Linked DNA regions of Homo sapiens: region 1 is linked to region 2. Evidence: read pairs that join two places in POLR2A ChIA-PET (ENCODE). Cell type or tissue: MCF 10A. All regions are shown on one strand. Each heading gives the region's core, and the rest is flanking DNA. Links, peaks and the distances in the headings are about the cores only.

Region 1 (11,649 bases), core at 2,536-10,535, 72 kb before region 2:
CTCCCGAGATCTATCACAGGGTCTTGTGGATGTGGTGTCCTTTTTGGCTGGATGAGGTCATGTGAGGGCAAAGGGGCCACATGAGATTGGAGAGAGACATCCTGCTATTTCCCTCTGTCCTCTGTTCTCTTTTTATATCCACTTGCCTCCTAGAATCAGACTACACATGACTGACAAACCATCTGATACCACATTTAAAATTAGACCTAAGTAAATAGGATGAAAGTGGGTGGGAGTGTGGAAAAGAGAGAGCTGATGAATGGCTCGGAGTTTCCCTATGTGTAGTAAAGAAATACTGGTGGGCTGGTGCTTGAACTGGTGCTGAGAGGGTAAGAGGCTTGGCTGTGTTTCACACCATTCAAAAGAAATAGGAATCCTGCAACACTCTGCAAGCCATTTTTAGAGGTGATTGTACACTTCTCAAAGTTAGTCACACAACCAGCAAGCCAAAGTCAGATGATTCTTTTGTGTCTTGTGAATGTGGAAAGGATTGTTGAACAGTAGTCAGCTCAAAACCTGTGATTCTAGGCTGGGTGTGGTGGTGGCTGATACCTGCAATCCCAGCACTTTGGGAGGCTAAGGTAGGAGGATCACTTGAGGCCAGGAGTTCAAGACCATCCTAGGTAACATAGTGAGAACCCATCACTACCAAAACAAAAAGAAAAAACCAAAAATACCTATGATTCTAGAATTTATTGGTTTTTCTTTTCACCTCTGTCTTTGGAAATTGCTATTAAAAAATACAGACGAGTAACAAAAATAATATGTGATTGTGCCTTCTCTGAGACTGGTGTTAGGAATGCTAGAACTTGTCTCACAGGCATTTCTTCCTATGTCTTCATGCCTGTTGCTATTCCAACCTTGTCATCCTTTTAACTTTTATTATTTTACTACTCTGAGCTCCAGTGCTTACTACCAGCAAAACTAAATAGCTTGCCTGCTTAGTTAGGCATTAAACGCTGAGAATGTGCCAGCATGTGGATCTTTACCCATGCTGGGAGATGGAGGGTGAGAAGGCTAATCTCTCAGCATTTTATGTGGAAGAAAAATATTGCAGTTTATTTGACCTTTTACTTATGGGAATAAAGTAAGGGGTTTAGTGCTTTTACAAATCGAAAGTACAGAGAGAAGAATTAGGTATTCTTAAGCTAAAAGCGATGAGAGTATCTAGATTTCCGTGTGTGTGTGTGTGTGTGTGTGTGTGTGTGTGTGTGTGTGTGTTTTTCTTTCAAGCTTGTCTGGTAAAAGAAAATCTTGTCGTATCCTTGAGGATAATAATGCTTGATAGAATTGGGTATTTAAATACAGACATGATTCAACAGAAACAGCCATTCCATGTTCAACGAAGTGAACTTTTCTACCTTCTGCAGAAGACTACACTACACTAACAATCATATTGAATAGGCAACCCTAAATTAACTTAATTAATTTTAATGATCAATGTAAGTGTTGATTGGAAGCTTGTAATTTTGAATGTAAAATGGGGATTCTATGGATTATCAAAATATGTTTCCAAATTTCTTGATATTTAGGCTTAAAAAAAGAACAAAGTGATGTAACCATCTCAGTCATTAACAAGCCAAATCTTTAACTGGTGTGACAGTTATTGTCATTATGCTAATAACAGGAGATGGGGTTCTGTAAGATGAAGCATTAGCTGTTCCAGTCCTCCGAGGAAACAGTAAAATTCAGCTCCATTGGGTTGTAATTAGAAAAGAAGTATATTTAAATACTGAAAAAAATCTTCGCTACTTCAGCACACAGTATGCCAAGGGCATGTGTGAGCAGCTTTTTAATCTCTAGGTGTGGCCTATTTTATAAATATTTTCATAAGCATTTATGTACTTGCCATTTGGCAATACAGCATTGTGTAATTGTATCCATATGTTGGCCTTCTGAAGTTGAATAAAAACTTCTTGGACAGGGCTAGCTGTCAATTCTTCATCTCCCTCCTCCATAGGGCAGTTTAGGCTCAAAATGAGGCTTTTTCACTGACAGGCGGGCACAGGAGGAGAAGAAGATTTAGCTTTCTTTTTCTACATTTTCTTTCCTTTCACAGTAGTAATGGTATTAATGGTGATAATCATAATAACTATTATGGAGTACTTACTTGTTTCTGTCAGCCAGATTCATGCATCAAGTAGTCTGATCCCATCCCTACAACCTCTTAAATAGCCATTGTTGTTTGTTATTGCCGCTGTACAGATGACACCACTGAGCACAGAGTGGTTAAAGAACTTGCTTAAAGTCACACAAATGGTAAGTGGAGTTTCTGTGACACAAACCAGGTAGCCTGGCTGTTTCCTTCTGGTTCTTAACTGCACCTCCGGCTGAGATCTGTGTTTTTAGCCATTGTTTCCAATTCCAGCAGCTTCGTTGGCCCAGCCTATCCCGAGTGGGATTCGTGATCCCTCTGTTCACTTTTCTTTTCCCCCTTCTTGTTAGGTCAAGTACAAAAGAGATTTTGAAGAAAGCAAAGGGAGGGGCTTCAGCATCGTCACGGACACTCCTGAGCTACAGAGACTGAAGAGGACTCAGGAGCAAATCAGTAATGTAGGTGCCTGTTTATTCAATAGCATGATGGCTCTGATGTGCATTTCTGGATGAGAAAGGGAGGCTGGATGACTTGGAAGTGTTTGTGTTGCTGTGGGGTGCAAGCAGTACTCAGTGCACGCATAGACTATGCCAATTTCATCTGGTAAACCCTGCCCTCTGGTTCCATCACAGTTATCTAGGACCCGGTGCTTAGTTACCTAATAGAAGATCTCCTTATTCCATTTTGAATGGTTCTCAGCTTTCAAATTTTTCCAAAATAGGCCTTTTATAATTAAAATAAGAAACTTGAAAGTTAAGTTTTGACTGTGGATAAGCATATAAAATATACATATAAGGTTAGGAGTCTTAAGATCTCCTATTTGCCGACTAGGTGTCTATAAGATTTCATATTTTGAATTAGATATTTGTTGAAATCAGGTATTACATCTTACTTTTGAAATAAACATTTATATATGTAGTTGCTTTGGACTTGAAGCTGTGCCTTGTTTATTAATATAGTTTCCTCAAAAGAGAAAATGGAGACTAGGAGAAGTTCAAAATGTATTAGGGAGGTATTAATTCAGTACTTATTAAAGGTGGATAAACAGCTCTTCTAAGTTTTGGTAATTCACACCTGTGATTATGTTTCTTCCAAAATATTACATGAAGTGTGTCAGGATGTATTTTTCTTCACAAAAATTAATTCAATGTTAGATATCCAAGAAGAAATATGGATGAAAATTAACAGATGTGTGAGTGACATAAAAGTATGAGCAAACAGGCAACACTCATACCATTTTTCACGAGAACTGTATTTTGTGCGTCACTTATAAAGTCACTAAAATTTGTATATCTAGGTGTTATAACTGATGTAGCCTTAATTTCCAGGACATGTTTAATTAGCAGGTGGTTTTAAACTCACTGATATTTGGTCATCATCATGAGATGTATGTATACATGTATATATGTGTGTGTGTGTATAAAATACATGTGTATATATTATATATGCATTTATATATAAATATGTGTATATATACACACATATACACACATATAAAATTTGCAGATAGAATTATGTATAATTTGAGAAAAATACTTTTTATATGTCTAAAGTTCAAAAACAGAATTATTTCATGTTAAACAATTTATTAGGAAGTGGGAGGATGCAAAGTACACATTGTTTTTTGCTCTTTAAATGGACATTTTATATTAGTAGGGATTTCCTTTGAAGAAAAAGAGTTGAATTTTAAGACTTCATGACATTTGTCTCTTAGTTTTTCTACCCCATCCCAGCAATCCATCAGTCATGAATACTGAAGATCACTGCCTTATTTTTCTTCCTCTTTATTCTTTCCTTAAACCAAAAACCTATTTTTGCTTTTAAGAATGCAAATCAATGATCTATTACACTGGCAGTTACATTTAATAACAGTTCTTTCTTTGGATTATTTTTGGCAAATGTTTATCTAAAAAATAATTCTGCCAAAAACAGTTATATTATACATCTTCAACAATCACTGAATTTTATTTCAAAAAGAACTAAACATTTCTACCTAAGACATCCATGTGACAGCTAACATAAGGATTGAAGCTGATCAAAGGTAAGCCTTTTAATTTTTATTCAAATTTAGTCAATATTCATGTTTAATTAAAAAATACTGATCATTTTACCAACCTTTATCATTAGCAGGAATATACATTTTATTCAATACCAGAGGTGGTTTGCAGATCCATTCTTAATTATGCAAAATACCCTTATCACACAGGTATGTATTAATCTATATTTATCATATATAATATGTTATATAGACAGCAGTATAAAAAGCACCATTTAGATTAAGCCTATTATTTAGACAACTCTGATTTTTAAAAGCATGTAACTTAGACAACATCTTTTTTTAAAAAAAAAACTTTTTGCGATGTCTTAATGTTAGCAGCCGTAGCAGTCTTATAAGTAGTTCTCTTAGCCAATATGAGGCATATTAAATGTTTGGATAGCTGTAAAAAATATAGACTTCATAATATTACCATTAGGGAACAACTCTTAAAGAAGGGAGGCTGTTAAGTGCTCTGAGGTCTGGTGAATTTATTATTCATTTATAAGACTGCAACTTCATGAACTTTTTCCCTTACCTCACTAGGTTTTCCATATTACTCAAGGATCTTTTTCTATAAGAAACTTGGGTTGATCCAAAAAGTAGTACTTTGGCAAGTCCAGTTTTCCATATTACTTTAATCTAAACCCACTGAACAGTATTGGCTAAAACCCAAACAGATATTTTTTGACAGTGGCTGGATTGTGTCTGTTATGAGAGGAAACAGGTGAGAAAGTGTCTAGACTGGAAAGACCCCAGAATCTTCCGGCTAGAGATGCTGGGAAATTATAATCCTGAAAATTATAGATCCTGAAAATTATTAGGGGTATGAAATTTGTGAGTCTTGCATTTGAGTGCCAAGTTTAATATAGGTTAATATAGGTAGGTTAACTAAGATCGGCAGTCTTTGCTGTCTTTATGTTTCCCTGTGTTTCATTTTCTCCTATTTGTTTCTAGTTTATCTCTGAATATTGTGTGGCTCTTTCTTAGCTGCCTTTAATCTCTCTTGTATAAAGACATAAAGCAGTGAATTTAATGACAACTCCTAAGTGTTTTGGGTAATATGTTACGGATGAATGGGAATTTTTGATTGCTTATGTCTATGTCAATGTTTTGAAATTTTTTCAGCTCTTCTCATGTTTGTTTATTGAGGATTTGAAATCATTTGGAAATGACCACTCAGTCTGCATGTTACTGAGGTGTGGGATAAAATACAACCGTAAATTTCAAATTGAGTGTGATGAACGAGGTGAGAGTGGGTGAACTTGCCTTTTCTGGGTAGCTGTAATGACAACATATTGAACATGGGAGATTTGTTAAATACTGCAATTTATAATTCTTCTGCTATGTTACCCACTTAGTGTAGCCACAGAACAAAACAAGAAAAGAGGCAGTATTTCAGAATTGACTAAATGGCTGGGAAGAAAAAGAACTTGGCTTCTAAAATAAAGCAAAATTATTTTTTTCCCCATGAAATTCCAGAAGATGTCTTCATCTCATTGAATATATTAATATTCAGATGGGGTTTGGTTGCTTATGAAATTGAATGTTAGGCTTGGGAACAGTTTTTATAGGAAGTCAGGAAATCGAGCCAAATCGTTTAATTGAAGATAATGTTCAGAAGTCCAGGTTTTGTTGAAACTGTATCTCTTCAGTAGAATGAAACCTGACAGCCAATGTGTTCAGCACTGACTTAGGAACTGTGGGCCAGAAAGCCCTGCCTTACGGATTTTCACAACTGTGTCGCTTAATTGCCATCCACCCTCTCCTTGCCCCCAAACTCTAGGGCATAAATTCAGAAATGGCAGAAATATCTTTGTACATCACATTTTCTTTATTTACCAATATTTTAGGAAAATATTCTTAAGGGACAGTGTCCAAATATGAATTGAGGAATACTGTGCCCAAGGGCATTAAAAAAAATGAAACACCCTTTTCTGTGGCTGCTACTGGGCTAGCTCATGTGGGTAACTGTAAAGGCTCTTTCTAATTTCAGGTGGTTCCCACCTTCAAGTTTACAAGCAATGCATTCAGGGTACCTGCAGCAGGATCTCAAAGCACAACCATCGCCAGACATTCAAGGGACTCAGGCTAGCCTTGGGAAAATTACTGATGTTTCATTCTGGCTGTTTACCCACTAATATCAGCTGCACTTTCAATTAGCTGAGACAGTCTGGGGATAAATTGTGAAATAAAATGGTGAAGTCAAACCCCAAGAGACTTTTACAGACTTTGTGCCATAGATGAAAACTGGATGTTTATTTTCTAATTTATTTCAGGGGGAAGAGAAATATCAAATGAAGGGGAAAGAAACAAAAATCGACCAGATGACAAAATTGTGTGTTTTAAAGACTGACTGAAATGGTGAGTGTACCATTATTTGATTTGTCAGGATTTCTGCGTGTTCTTGACAAATGGAGAAAATAGTTTTGCTTGTCTGTGTGTGCGTATATCTGTGTATGTACCTCTGTGTGTTGACTTCAATGAGAGTGTCTAAAACCCCATTTTCCTAGATCAGTATAGACTAATGTCTATAGACATTAGTGTTTCACCTGCCCTATATTATTTCCCTTACCTTGTCAATGTTCACAATTTTAATTATCTGTCCGCTTTCCCAAATATCCTTTTTTGCTACCACTTTCAATTTCGCATACCCATTTATAAGAATTGCTTGCCTACTTTACAAGAAAAGCTAAGAGTGACACTTTTAAAAAAGTATACCAAAAAGTAATCTCTCTATAATTTGATCTTGTAATATAATTATTTTTAGCTCTTTTGCTACACTACATAATTTTTCACTGACTTCTTAGAATGTAAAATAAATTATATGCCCATTAATAAGCTCACACGGATACTGCTGATTTAGTTCCCTGAGATTTTGTGAGTTAGCTTCAACAATATTAGATTATTGGGACTAAACATTGCCTAATAATTGAATAGTAGTGTCTATGGGCTATTAAAAGATTTGATTCAAAGTTCGGTTGAGTGCAAGGGTGAACATGAGGGTAGGGACAATTATCTAGGGATTTGGTCTCTGTTTGTAATTTAAATAAATCATTTTGACAGAGACTGACTGTAACCATGTTCAGGCTGCTGACAGTGTGAAATTGAGTTGTATGGTGGACAGAAGACAAGCAGTCAAGAGAAATCCCCAAAGGCGAAATTTGTTATGTAATTGGGTCAACTCATGCATGAGCAATACATGCTAATTGTAAACTGGTGGCAAAATTATCGTGTATGAGGCAATTAGGTCTTACATGAATCTGAACAACAGACACTGAAGGAGATTTTTTTCTTTTTATATTTAGCAAACTTTTTTTTTTAAATATGAGAAAGGTAAAAATTATAAAGTCATTCATTGAAATACATTATTTGTTAATTTTGTTCTTTATACAAAAAGCAGAAGTTTTATAACTAATGAAACATTTATGTAAAAGCTTCTGATTTTGAGTAGTAAAATCTAGTACACTAAGCAGTTTGAAGGGAGAATGAATGTTATTTTTATTGTAAGTCATAAGTGGGTTGATTAACATAGACGATTAGTTATGAGGTCAGTGGTTTAGATTTAAGCTCTTGAAGGCTAGTATTTTTACAGAGTGAATCTATATGTTGCTTTAGTGGACTAGACCTTATCTGTAGCTCATCTCAACCAATAACTGATGAATTCCCAGTAAATAGTGGGGTCAGTAGCATTATCTTTAAAGACAAAGTTTAAAAAAAAGAGAAAGTGATAGGGCAATAACACATATTTTCTCATAATACCTAACAGATGTATGAATACCTCATTTATTTTGAAACACTTTGACATACCCTGTTTAATTAGATCCTCTGAACAACCGCTCCTCGGGAAAAGTATTTCTATAAGGATTACTTATACTTTCATGTGAGAAATGTACGGAAAATTACCTCTTGGTCCTTTCTTGTTTCCAAATCTGTGGTTTCCCTTACACCTGGTTTTGCTTTATTTTTCCATGTAGAGCAGAACTTCAAAGGCTGATCTCTTCTTTTTAGCCTCAATTTTTCAGCCACAGTCACTTAAAGAAACAAATACATCCCAGACCAGTAATTACTTGTGCATGTCAAGTACAAGAGTTTTGGTTGTAAAATGGCATTGTCTAAAGGGGAGGTTTGAGAAGAGCCCCGGTAATAAAAGAATTAACACATATGACTTTTTTTTTTTTTTGAAACAAGAGATGAGGGATTCAGTGAACAATCTGTGAAGATCCTTTTTTCATGAAATCCTTTTTTCCCATATTCCTTTCTTTTCAGTTTCACTGTGTTCAGGCCATTATCTTGCCTGAGTTACTGCAGTAACTTCCTAATTGGCCTTATCTCCTTCTGTTCCTTTCATTGCATCTAAAACACAATGACCAGATGAGGTGTTCTAAAATATCTCTTTCATCAAGACCCTAATTATGACCCACTAAAATACTTTCCATGGCCCTCCAGTTTGAGTAGGATAAAGTCTAATCTCCTAAACCCTTTAATTCTGACTCTAAGGACCCTCCACAATCTGCTCCTAAATGACTATTTTTCACCTTATCTTTCACTACTTTTCACCTCTGTTCTTCGATTTCTTTTAGGCCTGCCTACTTACTCTGTTCTGGGCTTTTGCATGAGTCATTCTGCATGTTTAGGACAATTTCACACTATCTGTAAATGACAGCCCAGCCCCCTGATCCCAGACACACACTCAAACCCAGCTACAGTGATGTGTCTCATCTCTGAATTATTGTGGGACTTTGTGCTATAACACTATCATTTGTACCACTCATTTCACACATCATATTCTCCACTTTGGTTTTAATTAGCATTTTATGTGTCTATATGTCTGACCTCCTTAACTTCCCATAGGTGAAGATCATCCATGTCTCTTTCCATTTATGTTTTATATCTGAAAGAATGCACCAGATGGTGCTTTATACTTTGCATTTCTCGTCACCTCTCTAATTTAGGGCCCTCCCTACCCCTTGATAGGAGTGTGGGAATAGTCTCTTGACTTGGGCTATTCTCCTTACAGTTTCTTGCAAGGTTTTCCTAAAATGCACATCTGATCATGTCACATCCTCTTTTAAAATCTGTTAAGTCTCTCTGCTGCCTTTAGGATAAAATGTAAAATCTTTTGCCTGGAATGTGAGGCTGTCCCTGGCTTAGTGCTAGCTGAGACCTCTAGCCTGGGAGGCCCTCTTGCAATCTGAACCCATCCATTTCACACTTCTGCCTGCAAGTCCCTTCATACCTCTCCCCATCCACACTGGCTCAGAGGCTACCATTGAGACAGCCAGATGGGAGGGGGTCCCCGGAAAAACTCCAACCAGCCTGCCCACTAGGGTAGAGCCTTGGGAAGTTTGTGCTGTTTGCAGAGGGGGCGGGGTGGTGGTGGGGGAGCCAGGCCCCCTCCTCTTCCTGTGTGAAACCTGGAATTCGAACTATGAGGCAGGAAGCTCTCTAGCAGGGGACTCTGGCCTTGCAGGGAGTCCCTGTTTCCCCCTTTTCTTCCTTTCACCCAGCAAAACCCTGTCTTACTCATTCAAATTGTCTGCGAGCCTGAATTTTCATTGCCGTGGGACAAAGGACCCCATCTTTAGCTGAACTAAGGAAAAGTCCTGCAACACCATCTTTCCCTAGCTGCTCTGACAGTCAGCTTCTATAGCTGCATTATGAGTTTTCCTACCCTCAGACTGAACTCTATGAAGAAATGGGCTGTGTCTTTTTTTCTATACAGACCCAGGGCCTAGCCCACTGCCATATTTAATAAACAAATGTATCGACCATTTGTGTCAACAAATATTTTTATTTTTTACTTTGATGAGTGAATCTCCTGGCCTTGTGTGAATTTCATCTTACAGTGAAGATTATTACTAGGAGTTCTAATCTCTTTCAAGGTCTACATATCCATTGCACATCAATTTTCTTCTTGAAAGCTCCCAGATTTTTTTTCTATTGTGTCATTGTCTAGCACAAAGTAGTTATCAAATAAATATCTATTCAGTAAATAGCTGGATTATTTTATGGGATTACTTTCTCTATATCCAGGGTGTTTTTTCTTTCTTTTTTTTTTTTTTTTTTCCTTAAGAAGAGTTTGCCATCCCATCCACTTTTCAGTCTAGGCAAGTAAAATCTTTTCTGGAATATCTGCCATAGTGGAGCAAGGAATGAGTCTACCCCTTCAATGCAAGATCGGTTATGCCTAGAATAGAGCTCAGTACAGAGCACGTACTCAATAAATGCATGTGGAATAAACGAATGAGGTAATAATATGTAAAATATTGACTAATTTTGTACATTCTTTTTCTTGAAACTCCTCTTTGCAAGGATATTTTTAGTTTCTCAAGTTGCTTTCAATTTTATGATTCTTTTCTTTTTGGTGCTGCTTGATAAACACGATCTTTTACTCTCTGCTCCTTAAATATTCAGTGACTTCTATAGTTTTATCAAAGGATTGTAGCAACATTTCCTCAGTAAAGCAGGATAATTTATTTTCTAATTACATTACAAATGCCAGGACTTCCCCTATCTTAATATATCATAGGGAATTCTTTTTGGTGTCTAATCCAAGAGCCTACAAAAAAAAAAAAAAAAAAAAAATTAGGGCTTGTCTTAGTCTGCTCAGGCACCATAACAAGATATTGCAGGTTGGGCAGCGTAAAGCGACAGAAATTTTTCTCACAGTTCTGGAGGCTGGGAAGTGCCAGATCAAGGTATGGTAGGGCTGGTGAGGGCTCTCTTCCTGGCTTGCAGACACTTGCCTTCTTGCAGTGTCCTCATGTGGCCTTTCGTTGGTGTGTGCATGTGGAGAGAGAGAGGGAGAGCAAGAGAGATCTCTGTGTCTCCTCCTCTTAGAAGGACACAGACCCAATTGGATCAGGGCTTCCTTGTGACTTCATTTAACCTTAATTACCTCCTTAAAGTCACCCTCTCCAAATACAGTCACATTGGTGGTTAGGGCTTCAACATATGAATTTTGGGGTGGTACACAGTTCAGTCCATACCAGGGCTGAATGGGGAATGATCTGCATGTATAACAGGGAAATTTTGAGGTATTTAAGTGACATACACTTTGTGAATGTGCTTTGAAATATCCAAAGTGTCACATAATTATAATATAAGCTGCTATCATGAGCTAATTTCTTGTTTTTTCTTTTCTTTTCTTTTCTTTTTTCTTTTTCTTTTTTTTTTTTTTTTTTTTTGAGACAGGGTCTCACTCTGTCACCCAGGCTGGAGTACAGCGGTGCAATCTCGGCTTACTGCAACCTCCACCTCCGGGGTTCAAGTAATTCTCGTGCCTCAGTGTCCTGAGTAGCTGGGATTACAGGCATGTACCACCATGCCCAGCTAATTTTTGTATTTTTAGTAGAAATGGGGTTTCGCCATATTGACCAGGCTGGCCTCAAATTCCTGTCCTCAAGTGATCCGCCCACCTCGTCTTCCCAAAGTGTTGGGATTACAGGCGTGAGCCACTGTACCCTGACAGATGAGCTAGTTTCTTTAGTGAAGCTAGATAATACTACCCTCTACC
Region 2 (11,649 bases), core at 3,523-11,522:
GCTATGTCCAGCCCAGTTAAATAATGATGGAGCCATTGTTTTTCCTTCCAGGGTGTATTGAATTTAACTTGTATGATTTCACTTGTGAAGAGCCTTTCCAGATACTTTCAGTTAAGAATTCTTGTGAAAGGAAAGATCCGCAAACATCTCCATGTCTGTCATCCGATTTCAGCCTTTAGCTAATCTCATACTCATTCAAACAAACTTGGCCAGGAGGAGGAAGCGACCCTGCACTAAATTCATCCTAATTGTAATGGAGACGTGGGATTTGTGGGTGAGGGCAAAAGAGAAGGTCAATGTTTGGGACATCTTAATGATCATAAAGTCATCAATTTTGCCCTTTTTGTCTTTTGGTGTTGGGTTGTGTATTCGGTAGGAGTGCAGATGACTGTAAAAACAGGAAAACTCTAACACAATGGCTTAACAAGTAGGTTTTTGTTTCCCCAGCCTCCACATATAAAGCCCGGAGGTAGGTAGTTCAGGCTGGGTACTATGGGTGTTATCAGTCTCCCAGGCTCCTTTCCTTCTATTCTGTCGTCATTAGTATGGTGGCTTATTCCTTGGTAATGACATCATTGCTGCTGCCTTCCCTTTGATTGAGAAAGAAAAATGTGGAAGACAGAATGTCACAGGGTTGTGCAGCATCTCTCCCTTTGTACCAGAAACACTAGAAGCACTTCTGGGAAGATTTCCACTAAAGTCACAGAGAGTGTGGCTCCCCAGGCCAAACACTGGATGGCATGACCATGCCTGGTTTAGATCAGCTTGTCCTCTGGGGCTGGGCAGGAGCCTGGCTGCTCTCATTAATCCATCTGGGCTCTTTTAATAGGAGATAATGGGAGTGGCCAGTCTATCCAATAGATGGTGTCAACCCGAAATTGTAAGATGTAGACATGGCTGTAATAAAATATAGCAATCTATTCAGTGATTTTTATTTTACCTAAGATTTGTTTCATTGACCAATATAGTTCCCTTTCAATGATCATTTCCTGTTATCTTGGTGTAGGAAGGCTACTAATATGTATCTAATATTTATATAAATATTCCTTATGTATTTAAAAATCTAACATTCTTTGCTTATTGTCATTCATATTGCACAATTCACTTGAAATCACACATGATTGTGTGTGACTTCTAACAAATTGTACAATTTCTCTTGAATTGTACAATTGTAAAGGATCTTAAATTTTAAATACACCTTCATTTAAAATATACAAATATGTGTATCTTTTTAATAAAGACCCAAGAAAAAAAAATAGAGTCTACAATTAAGACTGAGCTATTTGTCTGCCTAACAGAAGAAGTAAATACCTCACCCTTATCCAGTCCTCCTGTCCTGAACGTTCTGCATGTGTCAGACTTTATCAGGAGGCTGTAGCCACAAGCACATACCACTGCAGTGAAGAATGTGAATGTGATGGGGAATAGATGGTGGCAAAAGATAAAAATAATGAGTCAAACTTAAGCCTAATGATAGGCTATTTTCTCTCACACTTAATTATATAACGGAGATACTTTTTTCTCCATATGATCAAAATAGCCTACTATTTATCATACTGCCATTAACAGTTTAATTACTAGTGGCTGAGGAGGGTGATTTGCAGGAACCTAAAATTATGGCTAATCTCTGAGAAGAAAAAAAAGTAATTTAGTGCTCAGATAAGATAAATATGTTCTCGTGTTGATTTCATGAATAAAGCAAATGTTTAATGTGGTAGGCATCTGATATCCAAGAGTCACAGCAGTGAAATATGGGATTTTGAAATAACTTCACTTAATCTGTATCTAGTTCTACCACAGGTTAAGTAATGCCCGTCAAATCAGGCTTGCATATGGGAAAATCTCCATGTACCATTAGTGTATAACATCAATATTATTCACATCCTCTAAGAACCAGGTAGTATATACAATTCAGCTCCACTTTTGGGTTATAATTAGGGAGAACATATAATTTATCATCTGAAACAGGAACACTTTTTCAGTTTAAGTATTTATGGTCTTGGGAGGATAAACACGAGCATATTACAGAGTGATACAACTTTTAGCAAATTACCTGCATCTTCTCAATGAGTCATAGTTTTGCCTTCCCAGTTTCCAGATTGTGCAGCAATTAGTGTGACAGTGTGATTATACTTTAGGTCCTTCTCCACATTTCCTGACTTCTTTTGGGCTCAAATATCCACCCGGGTCTTCCCCCGGCATAACAATTCTGGCCTATCCCCAAAGGGGAAGAGAGTGAGTCATTTGACTTGTGAGTTGCAGAGAAGAGATGAGCAGGTTTAGCTAAGCCTCACTGGGCTTTGTCTTGCTGATCTCCAGCAAGAAGGCCTTCTGGAATGATCTCCACCACATAGCAAGCTTTCTGGGCAGGTTCAGTTCTTCTCTGCGCTCAGGAGGAGGATTGGGAAGCCTATGGGTGCTCATAAATTGGGAGGAATTAGTAACAGGAAGCCCACGTTGGCCACAATTTAAGCCTCTTCCTCTAATCAAGCATGTCTAGGTAATAACGGTAATAGTGATCCCCATTTAATTTCGCCTCTACTTCTTAATTGGTCACATCTGTCATGCTGACTACTTATTTTCTACCTTGAGGTAGGCAGCTGTGTTTCTGTTTGGCCAAAGGCTTATGTGTCAAGGCTTAAAAGCAACAAAACACCAGGACACTTGTAGGAGCGAGATGGCACATGCTTGCTAATTGCACTGGGCTGGCTGGGTAAACAGGACCCATCACCCGTAGCCAGCACGCCTGGTGTTGATGCTTAACTGGACCCTCGCTTATCTAAAGAATGGTCTTTCCTCACTATGCCTCATCATCTTTGCAATCCTGTGCTGGATAGCCGTTTATTTAACTTGGCTTGTTTTGAGGTCCCTTTCACACTTGAGTATTTACTTCAGTAAATGGACTTTATCAACCTAATTATCATTCAAAAAAGGCCATTAGAATTGTTTTTCTTTTTCTCTTCTTATGTAAATCATTCTCTTTTTTAGATCCGTTATAAAGAAGAGTTTAAAAAGTCCAAGGATAAGTGTACATTTGTGACTGACAGTCCTATGCTAAACCATGTAAAAAATATCGGTGCTTTTATTTCTGAGGTAAGGTATCAAAAGCTTGCAAACTGGCTTGCATTTATCTTTTTCTTATTATATAGATGAAAGTCTGTGCATTAAAGAGATGAAGAATAATATTTTCAAAAGCACTACTGAATGTTAGTAATAGCTACATAATTATCTAATGTGATGCGCTGTCATTTAACTCATATAGATTGACAGATTTTACTATGTATGCTTCATACATTTTATTATATATGTCTATATTTTGACTCTAAATCTTTCTTATTTATATACGATTCCTCTTGAAAAGGCATCTTTTTATTAAATAAGTAAAAGCACTGGCACAATAGTTCACTTTAGAAGTTCCATTATTTTGTTTCCTAATAGATATATCAGAGATAAATGATTGAATATCATTTTGGAAATAAATAAGATTTACCAGTTTTCTAAAATGTGATATCTTTGATAAATAATTTTAAATGTATTTAAACTATTTTGGAGTAGGATAAAGTTCAGTTCAACAGTGATACCTATTATAAAATCACAGACTGAGGAATACGCTATATTCATTTTCCAGCTGAAAAATTATGTAGTTTCTTTCTGAGAGCATTTAGAACTACAGTTTATGTTGCATTGTAAAGCACAATGTTAACGATGATGATTTCTGTGGTGAGGCATTACTGTAGTCTGTGAATAGATCACTTAGAAGAGATACGTTTGAAAAGAAACGGAAATGAAATAGTGTTGTAAATGACTGACCTCTAGTGTTTCATAAATTATGTTGGAAAAAGATCAACTGGATGTCCTTGGGATTATTTCTGCTAATGCGAAACAATTTTGAATGAAATCAGTACGTTTTCTTTCATTAAGTACCAAAATCCAAAGAGTGTGGTAGCAGAAGGCTAGCACAGGATCTGTGCTCAATAAATCAATACTGAAATCTAGCTCTGAGCAGGAAGAACATCAGGAACTCATCTGCAGATAATGGAAGAACATAGTTTGTTTGTCTTAGCTATGTTCCATTCTCCCGTGCAGATAAATACTTGATGTTCTCAATTATTGATTATGTTTCCTGAAGGAGTTAATTGCAGAGCAAAATATTGGAAGTGAGCAATCTATTGTGTTCCCTTGAACCTTAGTTTTCCCAAGAGGAAAGAGTGTTTGTCTTTAGAGTAGTGACTGAGATGGCTTAAAGACAGTGCAGGCTAGAGGTGGGTAGGCACATAAACAACAAAAAAGCACTCACTCCCCTCTCCCCCTGGAGCAGGAGGAGGCTGAGAAGACCTGAATAAAAGAACACTGTCCTTTGTCAAGTTCTAGATAGTAGATTCTAACGACTTGCATTTTCTGGAACAACTCGAATTGTTTGCTCACTCATCCAGCATGAAACTGTCAATATACACAAATAGATTTACTTTTAGAAATGTGCTTGCATTTAAATAGAAAGCCATTATGTCCTTGCATGTCTCATTGAAAGCGTTCTCTATGATAAATTGGATTTATTTCTATCTCTTCAGAATCCTGGAGTTTGTCAGCTCTGGTATCTAAAATTAAAATGGTCTGCAGATTTTAAAATCAATTCTGTTTTGGGAGAAAGTTTCTTCTTTTCTACTTATAATCACAGTTTAAAAAAATGGAAGTTTATTTATTTATTTTTTTCCTGTTTTTTTTTCCCCCAGGCAAAATACAAAGGCACCATTAAAGCTGACCTTTCTAATTCTCTTTATAAGCGGATGCCAGCCACAATTGACAGTGTTTTTGCAGGAGAAGTTACACAGCTCCAGAGTGAGGTAGGGTTTTTCTAAAGTGTTTCATGATTTTGTAGATAAAACATATAACTGGAAAAAAGCTACTTAGCGTTTTAATAAAACGTTTTCATCATGGGTGTTAAATACCAAATGAAAGTTGAAAGCAACTGATTAATGTGCTGTCAGTAGTTGCTGTTGAAATTGCAGAAAATGAAAAGGACACGCAGGTTTATGTCAGTCACATGGTACTGTTTTCTGAGTCCCATTCAATGCAATTTATAGAGCAAATCTTAATCTCATTTAGACAGCTTACATGGATGAAATTCTTATAGTAAATATTAAACTGTTCTCTAATTTGATATATGATCCCTAAGTAGAGAATATTTGAATAGCTTGTTAAAAGCCACATAAAGAGATAATGGGGCTGGACACTCTGGCTCAGGCCTGTAATCCCAGTACTTCAGGAGGCCAAGGTGGGCAGAATGCTTGAGCTCAGGAGTTGAAGACAAGCCTGGGCAACATGGCAAAAGCTGGTCTCTACCAAAAATACAAAAATTAGCCGTTTGTTGGCATGCACCTGTGGTGCCAGCTACTCAGGAGGCTGAGGTGGGAGGATTGCTTGAGCCTGGGAAGTTGAGGCTGCAGCGAACCAAGATCATGCCACTGCACTCCAACTAGAGCAACAGAGTGAGCCTCTGTCTCAAAAAAAAAAAAAAAAAAAAAAAAAGGTTGAATTCAGGATCCACAGATCTGCTTCATCAATTAGACAAGTGTTTCCTGAATTTCCTTTTCTGTAGATTGTGTTTTTCCTTTAGGATATCTCAGGCTACCAAAAATAGCCCCCATCAGGTGGAAGTTACTATTTGGTGATTGCCAGTTGCAGAGGAACTTAAGAATTGTCATCAGGTAAACTCATTTTGAATCCAGAAGGGTTTAGGAGTAATTTTCTCTTTGTAGCATATCAACACATAAGGCATTCTTAATCTATTGCATTTCCTAAAACAGACTTTCTAAATGGAATGTTTCACCTCTTTCTGGTTCATCTTAATGTTGTGTTTTCTTCACAGAACAATCAAATTTGGGGAGGTTATTTTGTTAATCTATTCTTTAGCTCTCTCAGCTACGTGAGAGCAGGGACCTCATCTGTCTCGTTCCTTGCTCTGGTCTTGTGCTCGGAAGAGTTCCTGGCACATAGAGAGTGCTCAGTAAAAACTTGTAAAATGGATTTTGTGGAATTTTAAAATTTTCTTTCTAAGGATATGCTTCCTTTTACATAGTTTGTATTCTTCATTTCACATTTTAGGTTAATAATAGTAAACACACAGAAGTTGTTCTATGCATTTCACGTGTATTTATCCCAGTCAGTCCTCAAAACAACCCAATGAGCTGTCCCCAGATTAGAGTTGTGGAGACCGAAGCACTGAGAGGTTAAGTCAGTTGGCCAAGGTGGCACAGCCAGTAAATGGCAGCGCCGGCACATGAATATGGGCAGTCTGGCCCCAGAGTCTAGGTTTTTAACCACACACTATGCTATATTTTTCCTACCATTTCTAACCCTCTTTTTCTTGTTAAGCAAGCAGTTTACTTCTTTCCCCAGAATTTCTTTTTTTAAGATGGAGTCTTGCTTGGTCACCCAGGCTGGAATGCAGTGGCTTGATCTCAGCTCACTGCAACCTCTGCCTCCCGGGTTCAAGTTATTCTCATGCCTCAGCCTCCTGAGTAGCTGGCATTACAGGCGCACACCACCACACCCAGCTAATTTTTGTATTTTTTTTTTTAGTAGAGACGGGGTCTCGCCATGTTGGCCAGGCTGGTCTTGAACTCCTGACCTCAGGCGATCTGCCCACCTCAGACTCCCAAAGTGCAGGGATTACAGGTGTGAGCCATTGCGCCCTACCTTTCCCCAGAATCTTTTTAAGTAGAGATACCTAGATAATCTTATTAAAAAAAATTTTTTTTAAGTTCTGGGGTACATGTGCAGGATGCGCAGATTTGTTACATAGGTAAACGTGTGCCATGGTGATTTGCTGCACCTATTTAATATGAACCCGTCCCCTAGGTATTAAGCCCAGCATGCATTAGCTATTTTTAAGTAGTCTGAAAATACATTACTCTTGAAAAATGCTGAGCATAGTTATTCTTTGCAGAACACCTTTAAGTGTTTCACTATTACACATTTAAATGTCCACTGTGTACCTGACTTGGCAGTAAACTAATCTCGGTTATGCAACATGCAGCTTAAAATATATGATGTCAACGTTCTGCATGGGTGACTGTGACTAATATGCCCTTTATTTTTCCTGCCAATATCTGGCCACCTAAGCACTTGCTGATAATGTGGGTCACTTTAAAAAGCAGATAATTACAACCCAACACTTGATATGTGACAAGCAACAATTAAGCAATAACGAAAGAAAAGGAAAACAATCTATTATTGCTTTTATACTTCCTTGGGAAGGTAACTTTTCCGATGTTTCCATCCTCATTTCTTTGAAAGCACACAACAGCTCTCAACTTCTTATAGCATAAATAGGGCTGTAATACACAAATCCCTGCAACATAGAACTTAACATGAAAAATAATCCAGGTTGTATATTTTGGAATCTATCATTTGTTTTGTCAGAATAGGTTCCCACTGACATTGTTAGCATGTTATCCTATACTGAAATAGACACCACTGGGAAAGGTGCATATGTACTCACAATTAGCATTGATTTCCATTGTTGTAATTAGTCACTGAACTTATTAATAAAGAAAAACCTAGACTTTGAATAAGGCGGCTACTTCAAAGATTTATGTAACTGTCATAACATTTCTTTAGATTTACGTACATCGATTTTATTATTGTTAAAATTGTGATTCTTAGAGTTTACCTAATAAGCGGGGCAAGAAAGTAGAAGAACTATTTGACAGTATCTATGATAATTAAAGGACTAACATTTACAGTGTCCAAATAGTATCAGATTTGTGATGTCCTAACTCGGAGTATTGGATGAATTCAGAAATTTAATGACATTCTGGGTTCTAATGAAAAGTCTCTTTAACTTTTGACAAATTATTAAAACAAACTTATCTTAAAGTCAATTTGCAAACACTCTCAGATGCTTAAATTCAAACTAGAATGATAAAGTTAGCTAGATGAACACTTACAGAAAATGCCTGAAAGGAAGAAATGCCAGAAAAAGAGAGAGAGATGTAGAGTTTTTAGGAGGCCATTTTATTAGCTATCCCCTGTTAACAATTTTATAAGCACAGATTACAAAGAAAGCTTCTGAAAATGAACTGGACCATGCCATGAGGTGGCGAGATCCTTCTCATTAGGGCTGTTTCAGGCAAAGGCTAAATAATGCCTTATCATAGAAGCAATTCACGCTACTCAGGCATTGGAACTGCAGCTTAATGAGAGTCTATGTTTCATCCACGGTGGTCACAGGATTCTGTTTCAGAAGTCCAGAGGTGTCTATGCTATGGGGTTAACAGCACATTTACCTGTGTCATATAAAATATAATGTAAGTTATGTTATTATTCTGATCGTCTTTGTAGCATCTTATGCTATGTTGTTAGACACTATAAATAACCATCAAGTAGAATTAAGGTGCCAGATAAATCATACTTTTCAGAGGCAAAGCCATTATTTTAATTTGCATACTTGACCTCCTTGGCCAGTAAACTTTAATTTAGAGATCTATGAATTTTCTGAAAGCGAGGGCAGGGAGAAGCTTCAGGGCATCTGTGAAACCCCCAATTTCAATGCCACATTTGGCCAGATGCTGTGGCTCGTGCCTGTAATCCCAGAACTTTGGAAGGCCGAGGTGGGCAGATCTCTTGAGCCCGGGAGTTGAAGACCAGCCTGGGCAACATAGTGAGACTCCATCTCTAAAATAAATGAATAAATAAGTAAATGCCAAAAAAATCTATAAGTGAAACATAAATGTACATTTTATCTGTATACATATGAAATATAAAATATGCTGTAAGATCAAAAATATAGAATAAATGTATTTATCACTTATATAAACAAAGTGTATATGACTATTGCAAGTGGACTCCTGTCTCCAGGTTCCTAGTAACATGGCAATCTCAGTTCTCAAAGTATGAAGAAAACAGCATTAATCTAGGGAAATACCATACAATAATGACAAATCCTAAGAAATCAAATTTATCGGCAAATTTATTAGCTTGACATAATTTTCCATTAGCTATTTTAAGGAAGAAAATGAATATGATAAATTAAAGTTCAGCTCCCTCTAATTTGATGTAATCTTAATTCTAAAGTGGTACTTAGTAGCGGCTGTAAATGAAATGACGATGTTAATGCTGCAAGTAGAAAATTACATAGCCTTTTTAAGAAAGAGTGCCTTTTAAAATTGTGCTTGCTGACTCATCATTTCTGTGATAACCCACAAAATGATCAGCTGCATTGGTTACATTTATAAAGTCACAAGTATATGTTAGTAGGTCTAAAGTACAAAATAAACCAGGCAACCATGAAAAAGGAAATAGGCATATACTAGTTCTTTTCATTTAAGAAGAAGGAGCAAATCTCATAGAAGTTTTTCCTTAGCTTTGTAGACTTGGGTACCCATGAAACTCCTCCTCTCCCTACCTCTGAGTTAAAACACGGAATGTAATAGAACTGAGATAATGGACTTTCTCCACCTGAATGGAGGTTCTTAAAGGGTTTCCTGCTTAACATAATTAATTGGTGAAAATTGTAAAGATACAGTCACCAGAGGGAGATATCTTGATGGAGTATGTTGGTGGACAGACTCTAACAAGATGAATTATCCTTGGAACAATGTGAGGTGCTGCTTCTGATTTGGTAACCAACCAAATCCACAGGATTGGAGGTAGGAACATGGCTGGGCAGGACTGAATAAGACTTAAAGGTATCAGTTGACAGAAGTCTCAGCATAGCCATCAAAAGAAAAATGTTGTGGTCCGTGGATGTGTTAATAATGTTTAACATGTGGGAGGTGATAACCTGGATTAAATCTAACAGTTCTAATTAAGAATGGTCCAACCATTGTGAGCACCTTAAGAAAGAGATTGATAAATTCGGATTTGGGCTGAAGAGAGCATGTAAGGTGTTCAGGAGTGCAGCACTTTAATCCATACTGCGAGTCTGGAGGAACAGAAGTCAGTGACGGGTGTCTTCCCACATTGGAAGTTCTGTCTCATGAAATAGGCTCTTTTCATAAGGCCACATAGACGCAGCTAGGGGGAGATAGATTGGGGTTTCAGTAAAGAAAGAAATTTTAATCTGAACTTTCAAAATTTAGAGGCTGTGGTGGCCAAGGTTGAGTTCTCTTTCAGTGGAAGTTTTTGAAAAACTAGATGGCAGTCCAGAGAGGGCATTAAACATTGTTAGTTATACCAGATGACATTTTTTTTTTTTTGGATGACAAGATTCAATGACTTTAGTTGTAAAAATCCGACTTATCACATTAATCCTTTAGATAGGTATATTATCCAAGTGGAATGGGTGGTTAATACTGTTTATAAAAGCCAATGAAGAGTTTAAGCTCACAAGAATGTTTAGTAAACTCATTTATTCATCTGTTCACTAAACATTTATTGCATTTCTACTCTGTCATTCACTATGTTAGGCACAGGATAAAAAGGTGTGAGACAGACATGCGCCCAAGGAGCTCATATTGGTAAAAACTTTCTCCTTAAATTTAATTTTATATATTATTTTCATTGAAAACTAGATCTTGTTTTGTTCTTGGTAAAGCCTGTTCTAGTTTTTCTTTTTCTTTTTCTTTTACTTTCCCTTTCCCTTCCCCTTTTCCTTTTCCTCTCTCCTCTCCCCTCTTCTTTCTTTTCTCCTTTCCTTGTCTCCTTTCTTTGCTTCTTTCCTTTCCTTCCTTTCCTCCTCTCTTTTCCTTTTCCTTCCTTCCTTCCTTTTTTCTTTCCTTCTTTACTTCCTTCTTTCTTTCCTTCTTTCTGTCTTTCCTTCTTTCTTTCTTTTGCAGGATCTTGCTCTATCACCCAGGATAGAATGCCGTGGCTCACTGCAGCCTCGACCTCCTGGGATCAGGCAATCCTCCTGCCTCAGCCTCCCATGTAGCTGGGACAACAGCCATGTGCTGCCACACCTGGTTAATTTTCGATATTTAGTAGAGATGGGAGCCTCACTTTGTCGTGAGCAAGTCTCTCTCCTTGACTTCCCTAATTACAGGCATGAGCCACTGAGTCCAGCCTACTTTGTCTTTCTTAAGTTGCCATTTTTCTCATGTCAAGTAATTCCAACTCCATTTAACATCCTTTTAGTATTAAGCTTTTAGTATATTTTAAAATTAATATTGCCTTTCTGTCCTTCATTTGTTATTGTTTTATTCTCATTCTTTTAGTTATTCATTCACTTATTTATTTATTCATTCACTGAACAAATGTTTTGTGCCAGGCACTATTCTGGGTTCTGAGGATTCAGTGAACACGACAGTTGTGTTTAGTAAGGGAAGATAGATAAGTAATTATACATAAACTAAACAAAGTAATTAAACATTATGAAGGAAATAAATAGGTTAATAGTATCAGTGGAGACCAAGGGGATAACTTGGTTGCTGTCTTTAGGTTCTTCTTTAATTTCCAACTTTGTGGTTGAGTTTGGTTACATCTACTTCTGAGATATCTTTCTCATATCCCCTCTCCATCCTAGTATGGAGGAAATTCAACATGGTGGTAATGGATGGCACTGGTCCATTTCCCTAATGGAGGCCAAGACTTGACATATCTGAGAATTTTGCCTGCATGCTATATTTTCTCCCAAAGGTTTGTGCACTTAATGAGGCTTATATTATCTTATAGCTGTGCCTACATAAAATCAGACCCAATCATTTGAAA

Evidence for each region. Peaks named below come from ENCODE experiments on the same cell type or tissue, not always from the same donor. Only the 100,000 strongest peaks of a DNase experiment are listed, where the experiment ranks them.
Region 1: POLR2A ChIA-PET joins it to region 2 with 6 read pairs; 1 of 35 experiments calls an interaction of 5 or more read pairs at or near these places.

What each region holds. Positions count from the first base shown.
Region 1 is chr10:20,952,576-20,964,224 of GRCh38, reverse strand. It overlaps a transcript of NEBL not described here. Among named protein-coding and RNA genes, the nearest start is that of NEBL, 61 kb to the right of the region's middle. RefSeq lists an enhancer at 9,411-9,705 and a silencer at 9,411-9,705. In MCF 10A, for the core only: no CTCF peak of the experiment used is centred there; a DNase peak (open chromatin) is centred at 7,304.
Region 2 is chr10:20,881,289-20,892,937 of GRCh38, reverse strand. It overlaps NEBL (nebulette), which reads left to right. Exons shown (of 28, transcript NM_006393.3): 3 at 2,989-3,093; 4 at 4,731-4,841. It overlaps LOC102725112 (a long non-coding RNA gene), which reads right to left. Exons shown (of 6, transcript XR_007062082.1): 6 at 7,996-8,288. Among named protein-coding and RNA genes, the nearest start is that of NEBL, 10 kb to the left of the region's middle. In MCF 10A, for the core only: a CTCF peak has its summit at 3,717; a DNase peak (open chromatin) is centred at 7,027.